Regions from separate parts of the Homo sapiens genome. Here region 2 is linked to region 1. A link is a loop called in an ENCODE intact Hi-C map of the cell type or tissue named here. Cell type or tissue: ascending aorta. All regions are shown on one strand. Each heading gives the region's core, and the rest is flanking DNA. Links, peaks and the distances in the headings are about the cores only.

Evidence for each region. Hi-C counts contacts between places; a loop is a spot of excess contacts. Peaks named below come from ENCODE experiments on the same cell type or tissue, not always from the same donor. Only the 100,000 strongest peaks of a DNase experiment are listed, where the experiment ranks them.
Region 2: it touches region 1 in a loop (4-fold over the local background); 48 of 110 quality-filtered maps call a loop at or near these places.

Annotation. Positions count from the first base shown.
Region 1 is chr11:74,724,320-74,729,699 of GRCh38, forward strand. All of the region lies in intron 1 of CHRDL2 (chordin like 2), which reads right to left. Among named protein-coding and RNA genes, the nearest start is that of CHRDL2, 4.4 kb to the right of the region's middle. In ascending aorta, for the core only: a CTCF peak has its summit at 2,437 (motif pointing left); a DNase peak (open chromatin) is centred at 2,422.
Region 2 is chr11:74,608,350-74,613,729 of GRCh38, forward strand. POLD3 (DNA polymerase delta 3, accessory subunit) reads left to right here. Exons shown (of 12, transcript NM_006591.3): 4 at 3,150-3,189; 5 at 4,529-4,661. Among named protein-coding and RNA genes, the nearest start is that of POLD3, 18 kb to the left of the region's middle. In ascending aorta, for the core only: a CTCF peak has its summit at 3,160; no DNase peak of the experiment used is centred there; H3K27ac peaks cover 953 bases.

The DNA of each region.
Region 1 (5,380 bases), core at 123-5,122:
CAGGAAGTGTCCACTTGGATGGGCCACAGCCAAATCTCTTTACCTGTCTGAACAGACTTAAAGTGACTGGACTTAGTTGATCTAATCTGATTTCAGGACAGCAATGTTTACCAGACAGATTCCAAATGTCACTGTGTCATCCCCAGCCTATCATGAGGTGGCTCCTGCCTGCTTTTCCAGCAAAACTTTTTGTGGTGGCCCTGTTTTCAGCCTCACCTCCTCTTGCTAAATTCCTCACTCTTCCACCAGCCCCCAGGCCTCCTCCTACTGTGCCTTCAAACATGCTGTTTCCTCCACCTGGAATGGAATCCTCCATCTCCAATGTTTGACCAACTCCTTCCCATTCTTCAAAAGCCAGCTTAGATGCTACCCTTTCTGTGAAGCTGCCCCAAACTTCCAGCCACTGGCCTTTCCTGCAGAACTGAGTTCAGCCCTCATTACAATTCTCATCACAAATGGATTAGAGGTACTTCTTAAGTAAGCTTTGCTTCCTAACCAAACTGGGACCTTCTTGAGAGCAAGGACCAGATCTCATTAAATTTTGTGCTCAAGGTAGAGCCTACATAGAGTTCGTGCCTGATGAACGAAATCAATGATGAAAGAACAGAGTTAACAAAGAGGGAGAGATTCTGGAAGAGGAGCCAATTGACGGTCCTTAGTCCTGGAAGCTTCTTTCATTCTTTTTTTTTTTTTGAGATGGAATCTTGCTCTGTCACCAGGCTGTGGTGCAGTGGCGCAATCTCTGCTCACTGCAACCTCCGCCTCCCAGGTTCAAGCGATTCTCCTGCCTCAGCCTCCGAGTAGCTGGGACTACAGGTGAGTGCCACCACGCCCAGCTAATTTTTGTATTTTTAGTAGAGATGGGGTTTCACCATGTTGGCCAAGATGATCTCGATCTCTTGACCTCGTGATCCACCCGCCAGGGCCTCCCAAAGGGCTGGGATTACAGGCGGGAGCCACCACGCCCAGCCCTGGAAGCCTCTTTCTTTAACAAAAGGAGTAGTTCATTATATGGGAAGAGGGCCAATTCCCTTTCAGCACTTTTACCTTGCCACCTAACAGAAATTAGCTTCTGACAACCCCCACTTTCCAGCTCCCTGCCATCTGAATGCTCAAACCACTGGCCAAACCAAATGACAACATGTACAAAAAGGTCAGGAGCCCAGAGTAGCTAAGGGGATGAGTGATTCCATGATCTTCACGCATAAGTCAAAATTTCCAAACTGTCTCTATCCAAGTTCCAAGCTCATCCCACAGTCTGGCTTGAAACTCTCATGCTGTGATAAAAGGTTTTTTTATGGTGGTCAGTTAGAAGGGGTTAGTGCGGTTGAGAATTCTTCCCCAATAGGAAGCAGAAAAGACAACTAGAAAGAAGCTTCTGGGCTGGAGGGGAGGCTGGTCAAGACCTTGGAAAGGGCATCAGGAGGGGCCGGGGTGAGAGGAGAGAGGTCTGGAATTGTGGCTGGCCTGTCCCCAGGCTGCAAGAACTCAGGAAACCTGAGTGAGCCAGGCTGCCCAGGAATGTAGAACGTTTACATCTCTTCCCTCACACCCACACAGCCATACTTTCTCTATTTATTTATAATCCCCTCTTCACACAAACAAACTTGCTCCCCTCTGAGACATAAGCTCTGCTCTGGGCTCTGGCACCCGGTGGGAGAGGCCTCTTAAGGAAATCAGAAGAAAAGCCTCAGCTCCTCAGTGGCTGAGCTGTGCAACCCGGAGAAAGGAACTGCATTTCTCTGAACCTGACTTTTCCCTCTGGCACATGACAGACATACAGGAACATAGAAGGGCCTCTAGGGAGAGAACTATCAAACCAGGAAAGGCAGCTCTGTTACCTGTTAAAGGGCAGGAAACAGGGTGGGGACTGTTCACATTTTTTTCTGCCTTGGACATATATGCTTAGATTCATAGAATCGTAGAAAGCTAGGGACTCAGAGACATCCAGTCCCCTGTTTCCTTTGTGGGAAATTGAGTCCCAGAGAGAGATCAGGACTTGACTAAGCTTGATTCACTCCAGCACAATCTTCAATGCCAGTCGTCAGATGTGGAGAGAATGCTTACAGGGACACCCATCCCCTACTAGGCAGGACTAGAAGAAATGGCCTTAATTTGTAAACAGAAGGCTTCTGGCGAGACACAAAAAAGAACTCCTGAGTACAAGAATGAGGATGGGGTCCTGGACAGAGGAAGGGGGACGCCTGAAATGATCTCTGTACTACACCTCCCAGGGGCACCGCTGTCATGCCAGTCCTTTTCTTTGAGAATATGAAGGATTCAAGGTCCCTCTCCCAGAGTCCGGCGCCATGGTTGGCGGCTGGGGGAACTTGAGAGGCCAGTCCTGGAACAGGTGCAACAGCTGGAGCAACTGCGCAGCTGTTGCCGGGCTCAGGCTCAGCAGCCTGTGCGCCAGTGAGTGAGGCAGAGACCTCTGCTGGTGGGAGAGGAGAGGTGCAGAACGGCCCAGTCAGAGATCCAGAGAGAAGTCAGCCTGGAGCCGGACTTCAGGCCTTCACTTAGGTGCTCCCCACTGCCTCATGCACACCTGCACAGGTAGATGGGGATGCGACTAAGCTGGACAGACAAGCAGGTCCCCTCTGGCCGGTCTCCCACTACCTTCACTGCCCCAGGCCATCCAGGCACTTTTTTCTGGTGTCTGAGGGTCTGCCTGTCCACTCCTCCCTGGCAGGGCAGGAGTACCACCCTCCCACATCCCTATTCCAAAGGCCAGAGTGGACTCGGAATCAAGGCAACCACACCTTTGGGTTTTGGAGACTTAGAATTACGAAGTGTTAAAACTAGAATGGTCCTCAATAATCATCCACTTGAGTCCAACCATCTCACTTTACAGGGGAGAAAACTGAGAGGTAGAGAAAGGCAACCTGTCCAGGGTCACAGTTGGAATTGATGGCACAGCCAGGGCTGGATCCATGACTTTCTGATTCCAGGTTTGCCCTCCACATCACATCCTACCAGCGGAGCTCCCTTCCTGTCCCATGCCTGCGTCTAGGGTCCGGAATTCATCACCTGGGAACGAAAGCTTCGATTCCCATAATAAACAAAACCCTTGAAGAAAAAAAATACATGGATTGTTTTTTTCTCAGCAGGGTCTCACTGTGATACCCAGGTTGGAGTGCAGTGGTGCAATCACAGCTCACTGCAGCCCCCATCTTCTGGGCTCAAGCAATCCTTCCACCTCAGCCTGCCGAATAGCTGGGACCACAGATATGTGCCACCATGCCAGGCTAATTTCTTTATTTTTTCTAGAGACAGGGTCTTGCTATGTTTCTCAGGCTGGTCTCAAACTCCTGGGCTCAAGTAATCCATCCACCTCGGCCTTTCAAAGTGCTGAGATTACAGGCGTGAGCCACTGCACCCAGCCCCATGTTTTTACTTGGTAACTGACTCTCCTGAAAGCAGGATTGGATGGAGGGAGGGAAGAGAAAGCAGAGCATACTAGACACCTACAAGGGACAATTAGGGAAGAGAACCAAAGAGAGGAGCTGAGAGGAGTAGGGCAGAAAGCACTGAAGAGGGAGGTAAGAAGATAGTAGGCCTCTGGTGGACACTCATCCACAAAGAGCCGAGTGTCTAGAGTGACCAGCATCACACATGTCTGTGGCTCAGCCTGGGGCTGGGACCAGTACTGGTCAGTAACCAGGTCAGGGACCCAGCCTGGGTAAGGGGTCTTGTATAGGGGTGGAATTGGTGTTCAACCTGTGGCCAAGGTTGGAGGACTAGGGCTTGGCTTGTGGCTGGAATTGCAACTTAGTCTGTATTGGGATTAGGGCTCAATCTATGGCTGGAAATAGAACCAAAGAGAGAATACTTTTTGTTTGAATAGCCTGAGGAGCAAACTGTTACCTGTGTTCACAGGCCCTTGGCATTCTTCAGGGCTCCGACACCTCAGGAGCCTGATACCACACAGACTTGAACATTTCCATCCGTTAGCACTGTTTCTGAAAGCACCTAAGATATCACCAGATTTCTGACCCACAACAGGCTTGAGATCTCACTTAAACTAAGATGAGGACCTTTGTAAGAGACCTTCAAATAGCATCTTGGCAAATGACTATAGGATCCTTTCTAGATTCATAGGCTGTCAGCACCAAACAAAATGAGGCTCAGATAAAGAAGTGGTCTGTCCCAACTCACACAGCCAATAAGTGACAAATCAGGGTCCAGGACCCAGGTCTGTTCTGTTTTTTGTTGTTGTTGTTGTTGTTGTTTTTTAAGAGATGAGGTCTCACCATGTTCCCCAGGCTAGCCTTGAACTCCTGAGCTCAAGGGTTCCTCTCCCTCTCAGCCTCCCAAGTAGCTGGTGACTGGAACTACAGGTGTGTACCACTGTGCCTGGCTTTTGTTCTTTTCTTTAATAAATTTGCTGTGTGACCTTGGGCAAGTCACTCTTCTCTTCTGGGCTTCAATTTAACTCTAAGTATAGGTATATTGATGGGTAGAAGCAGATGGTTTTTGATAGTTTCACCAGCTCTAACATCCAGGAATCTTAACATTCTCCAATGAGTGCCAGTCCACCTCACCCTAATGAGTTGGCTCCAAGTCTTTTTCTCACATGTCTGGAGATCTGTATTTACAAGGCTGTAGGGAAGATGGAATACTGGCAGGACCTGCTGAGAGGTACAGAGCTGAAGGCCAGGGAGGCACAGACGAGGGAGATCAGAGTGGATCAAGTCACCGGGGAGAGTTTGCTTGAAGAGGTGTGACCTAGGCAAGGCCATGAAAGGCTGACAAGATATGGGAAGCAAAGAAGCAGGGTGTGGGTAGGATAACAGTCTGGTTCTAGGACATCTTTCCAAGATGCATCAAGGGCAATGATATCTGGAGAAAAAATTGCAGGGACTAAGAACAAGGTGTCAAGTGGATGGGAGGCAGGCATGGAGGGCATCCTGTGCAAAGTCTCTTTTAAGAAATAGGAGGCAGGTGTTAGGAGGAAACCCTCAGGGTTCAAGAAAGCGGAAGAGACATTTATTAAGTACACAGCATTGTGCTGGGCACTTTAATCCGTTACCTCCTTTAATCCTCCCAAGAACCCTGCAAGTTCTGGATTAGTATCTCTCTTAGACAGATTAGGAAATTGAGGCTCAGAGAAGTTATGACTTACAAAAAGTCACACAGCTCTAAGGGGCACGGCCAGGATTTGAATACAACACTGAGCTAATTCCATTACTTGTTCTATGTAATGGAAAGACTTATGTGAGTCTCATGCTGCTGGCAGGCCAGAGACACTCAGCCTGCTCTCATGAGCAGAAACAAGACCGTAACAAAGTCCAGCACTACCAGCTCCAGAATGTCACGTGCAAAAGAAAGGCATAGATGGAGGAGCTGAGCTGGGGAGAGGAAAGAGCACCAGACTAGG
Region 2 (5,380 bases), core at 291-5,290, 120 kb before region 1:
GGCTCAAGTGATCCTCCTGCTTCGGCCTCCCTAAGTGCTGGGATTACAGGCATGAACCACGGCACCTGGCCTTTCTGTTTTTTTAGCTGTAATTTTTCTGTGAATAATTTTCTCTCATCAACTAGCCGTGTTTTCCCTGTTATGCTAAGAACAGAGGGCTTACCCCCTCCTAGGCTCTGGGTTTGTGGATGCTCCCTAACTCCCGTGTCCACTTTAATAGGAACCCATTGAATCAGAGCTCCACTCTGGTCTGCATTGTTTTAGCACCAGCTGGCATTTCCATTCTGTTGTTTTTATGTACTTTCAGTATCCCCCAGGGCAGTATATAGCCACACGGACCTGTCTGGTCTATTCAGATCTTCTCATGAGGTGCGAATTACTGTTTTTAGGGCTCTTACTGCAAAGCTGCATTGGTTTTGAGTGGTTCATTCCTAATGGTCTGTAATTTTTATAATAAGCTCTGTAATTTTTAGTGTGCAGTTTTACGGAACATGACTTTTTTCTTCCCTTGAATAAACCAATGAAAATGACATTTTTAGGAGTGCCAGTTTTAAGAGAAAATGCATTATGAGAACATTAATAATCCCAGCTCAAACTTATGGTTACACTTTTTAAAAAACTTATTTGATGTTTAGATTGCTGTTTTTTTTATGTTGTGAATTTTGGTGGTTCCGAACATTAACAAAAATATCTATTTGCTTTAGACAAATACACGAGGTTTAGAAAAGCAAAACCTGTATTATTACCAACAATTTGATTACTGAAAATAAGATTTCTTTGCAGTTCTTTGTCTGTAGGATATGTCCTGCTAAGGATGCACAGTCATCCTGTATTTTAGAATCACTTGAAATAATTCCTCACTGTACTGAAGCCACCAATTCAATATCTAGTTCAATTCAATTTTTTTTTTCCATTTTGCTTTCAATTGATAGGTTCCCTCCTTTCCCTTAGAGGTAACTGTTACATTGAGTTTGCCTTCTCCTTCCATTGTTTTTGATATATATATATATATATATATATATATTTTTTTTTTTTTTTTTTTTTTTTTTGAGATGGACTTTTGCCTGTTGGCCAAGCATTGGAGTGCAGTGGCGTGATCTCAGCTCACTGCATCCTCTGCCTCCCAGGTTTAAGCAGTTCTCCACCTCAGCCTCCCGAGTAGCTAGGATTACAGGCGTCCACCGCCACGCCCTGCTAATTTTTTTTGTATTTTAGTAGAGACGGGGCTTTGCCATCTCGGCCAGGCTGATCTTGAACTCCTGACCTCGTGATCCATCTGCCTCGGCCTCCCAAAGTGCTGAGATTACAGGCGTGAGCCACTGCGCCTGGCCTGTTGTATATATTTTTAATATAAGAAAATATATATTCATTTTGCCTCTCTTTGTTAGATAAATGTTTTCATACGTGCAAACTATTTTACACTCTGCTTTTTTTTACATAACAGATTCAGAGCATCACTCCACAGCAGTTATAGAAATATTCCTCATTAATTATTACAGCCACATAGTGCCACATTGATAGATATACCTTAGCTTATTCAGCAATCCCTTATTGGTAGTTGTTATTTATGATCTTTGGCTATTACAAATATTAATAGTGCTGTAGTGAATAGCTTAGTGTCTGTGTGTTTTGTATATTTTTGCTAGTGTGTTTTAGGGTTACATTCCTAGAGTAGGATTGCTCGGTCAAAGGGTGAGTGCATGTGTACTTTTGTTGGATGTTGCCAAATATCACTCTGCTTCTTGTTCCCACCAACAATGTATGAGAGTGCCTGTTTCCATATAGCATTATGTTATAATATGTTTTAGGGCTATTTATATTTCTTTTTCTGTGAACTGTCTGTTCCTACCACTTGCCCTTTTTTTTTTTTTTCCTTTTTTGAGACGAAGTCTTACTCTGTCACCAGGCTGGAGTGCAGTGGCACGATCTCAGCTCACTGCAACCTCTGCCTCCCAGGTTCAAGTGACTCTCCTGCCTCAGCCTCCCGAGTAGCTGGGACTACAGGCATGCACCACCATGCCCAGCTAATGTTTGTATTTTTAGTAGAGTCAGGTTTTCACCATGTTGACGAGGGAGGTCTCCATCTCTTGACCTCGTGATCTGCCTGCCTCGGCCTCCCAAAGTACTGGGATTACAGGCATGAGCAGCCACATCTGGCCTTTCTTGCCCATTTTCTAAAGAGTTGTTAGTCTTTGTTTTCTTTAATTTTAGAAGTTGTGTATTAACCCTTTGTGATGTAAGTTGCAGTTTTTTTCCGCTTTATCATTTGTTTTTGTACTTACGTTTTTTTTTCATTTAAAAGTTGCTTTTTTAAAATAGATTATTTCAGTTATTTCTGGATTTTGAATTATACTTAGGAAATGTTCCCTCTTTCTTAGCTTATAGCAGGTTATAGAATTCACACATGTTTTCATGTGCATATATGTGTTCTTCTCTTTTTTTTGAGACCAAGTCTCACTCTGTCACCCAGGCTGGAGTGCAGTGGCACAATCTCAGCTCATTGCAACCTCCGCCTCCCAGGTTCAAGTGATTGTCCTACCTCACCCCCCTGAGTAGCTGGGATTACAGGTGCCTGCCACCATGCCCAGCTAATTTTTGTGTTTTTAGTAGAGACAGGGTCTCACCATGTTGGCCAGGGTGGTCTCAAACTCCTGACCTCAGGTGATCCACCCACTTCGGCCTCCCAAAGTGTTGGGATTACAGGCGTGACCCACCACACCCGGCCTTATTTTTTACATTTAAATCTCTAATCCATTTAGAATTTATTTTGGTATATGATGTGAGGAACAGATCCAATTTTTATCTGGTTCCATGTGATTATACAGTAATTCTTATTAAATCACTCACTAAAAAGCCTTTGCTCACACTGATTTGAGATGCTGTATTTTTTTAATTGTAGTACTGAAATCTGTGCTAGATCACTTTCCTTAACCTTATTGAGAAGTTTTAAGATAAGCAAATTATTATTTTTTTTCCTGAAAGTAAGCAAATTAAAAGTGAGTCTGACTTTATTAAATTATAACATATGTTTTAAGGAGTGCCTGGTGTTTTCCTAATTTCACATCCAAGCACAATTGAATTATTGGAGCAAGGAAACTAAAATTGCAGATTCTTACATTAAGCACTAATAAAGTGTTATTTTCTTACAGTGCCACAAGGTTGCAGTAGTGAGAGAAGATAAATTGGAAGGTAAGTGTTTTAGTGACTTAGCAAGTTTTTCCTCTTATGGCATCAGTGTAGGTGCAATAAAAAATCTGCCTCTAACATCTGCGTATAATATATTTAGCTATTTAACTGAATAGCCCAATATTCATTTTATGAGTAGTTTTTAAAGCATGTTAAAATATGATACTACATCTGCCTGACTTCCCATTTTTAGGGCCAATAGTTGCTGACATTTATAAAGCACTTTTATCACAGAATTTCAAAACTCGTGACACATGCAGAAACTGTTATGAATACCATATGAGCTACCTCATCAACTGTGAAAAGACAGTGGCAGTTTTTTTAGGAAACAAGTTAAAGAATGCTTTTCTGGAAGTCAGAAAGACTTCTAAATAACTTCTAAATTAAATTTGTCTAACTGTTTCAAGACTATCAGTGCTACCGTTGGATTGTTTAAAAACCCAATTCAAAGGAATTTAATAACAGTCAGGGTCCTCATGATCTTGGACCTATATCTCAAGATAAAACCTGTACTGTTGTACTTTGTATATAAAGGCTCCTTGGCCTGCAGGCCCCATTTCACAGATTGGGACTGAGGAGGGTGGAGGGCAGCCACGCCAGGGACACAAAAAATATGTGTATTTTAAAAAGAAAGAGTTCCTGTCCATGGGGGTAGGGTGGGGGTATTTTACCAAATTTAACTCTGAAGTATTCAGAGTGGTGGGTTTGTCCACTTTTTACTTTCTGAATTCCCACAGTGTTAAGCAAAGCAAAATTTCTTTATTCTGTAGATATGTAATGATGATCTACTATGTGCCAAGCTCTATACTAGGCACTGGGGACATGGAACAAGTTAGCTGCAATCCCTTCCTTCGCGGAACCTAACATTTATTCTTGTGGTGTTCTTTTGTGTTTCTCTTCCGTAGACTTATCTAGTTAGTAGTGTTTTTATTACAGAGTTGCTTTCTCTAAACTAAAATTGAAATATATAAATGAATATTCTCAGATAGAAATTACTTAGTACTCTTTAATTATATGCTATAGTGTAAGGCTCTTTTCTGACCAAAAGAAAAAGATCATCGTAGTCATCATCAATCATTAATATTTACTAAGTGTCCACTGGATGAGTGATACCCTCTCAGGTGCTGTCCTTAGAAATGACTCACCACCACCTACCTTGTCATAATGTCCCCATTGCAGACAGAAGAGTTGATGTTTCACTGTATATGTGGCTGTGTGGCCTTTAGAGTTTTTTGGACCACCACAGATTACAAATGCTTTAATGCAGAAGGGTTTCTTGTTAAAGTCCCCACATGCTATGAAGTTTGTGTATTAACTGACTGCTTTTCCTGTTGACTTGTAGCAGTGAAGTCCAAGCTAGCTGTGACTGCCAGCATCCATGTGTACAGCATCCAGAAAGCCATGCTAAAGGACAGTGGGCCTCTGTTCAATACTGACTATGACATCCTTAAAAGCAACTTGCAGAACTGCAGCAAGTAAGCGTCTTAATGTTCCTTGTGGGCTTCTTTACGAATTGATTTTGTAAGATGTTTACACAGTGGCTGCCTCTTAAGAGTGAATGCCAAGTCTAGTAAAACCCCATTTATCTTGCAGTAAGAAACATGCCTGGTTTTATTAGTACATCATAAGGTGAAAAATAGCAGCCACAACCCATATTGAAAACCCCAGTGGACTCTCCATAAATCTATTTCTCATGTATTTATCCTGTCACTGCCACCAGAAATGTTTGTCGTGCCCTCTCTAACTCCCTTACCCAGTCTCTGCTTGTCTAAATCCTACCCATCCTTCAAGAACCAGTTCAAACGTTGTCCTTAAAAAAACAGTTCCTAATTTGATATCCCTCTACTTTTCATCCAAAAGCAACTTTTTCTTGAGCTTCCATAGCCAGGATCAGGTTTTTTTTTAAATCTTTTGTATCCTTAACAGCACAAGGAGGTAACGGACTATAATGCGTGTACATTTTGGAAATTGGTGGTCACAGGCTTGATTTGTGGCTTTGCTGCTTAGTAGCCCAGTGGCATTGGACAAATTACTTAAACTCTTTGAGCTTTGGTTTCTTTGCCTTTAAATTCAATGTAATAATGTCTCCTTTGTGGGGTTGTATTGATAATTCAGATCAGTTCCCCAGACATACATTGAGCACCTACTACTTTGACAGGTACTGAGCAAAATCATTTGAATTCATTCAGCAAAT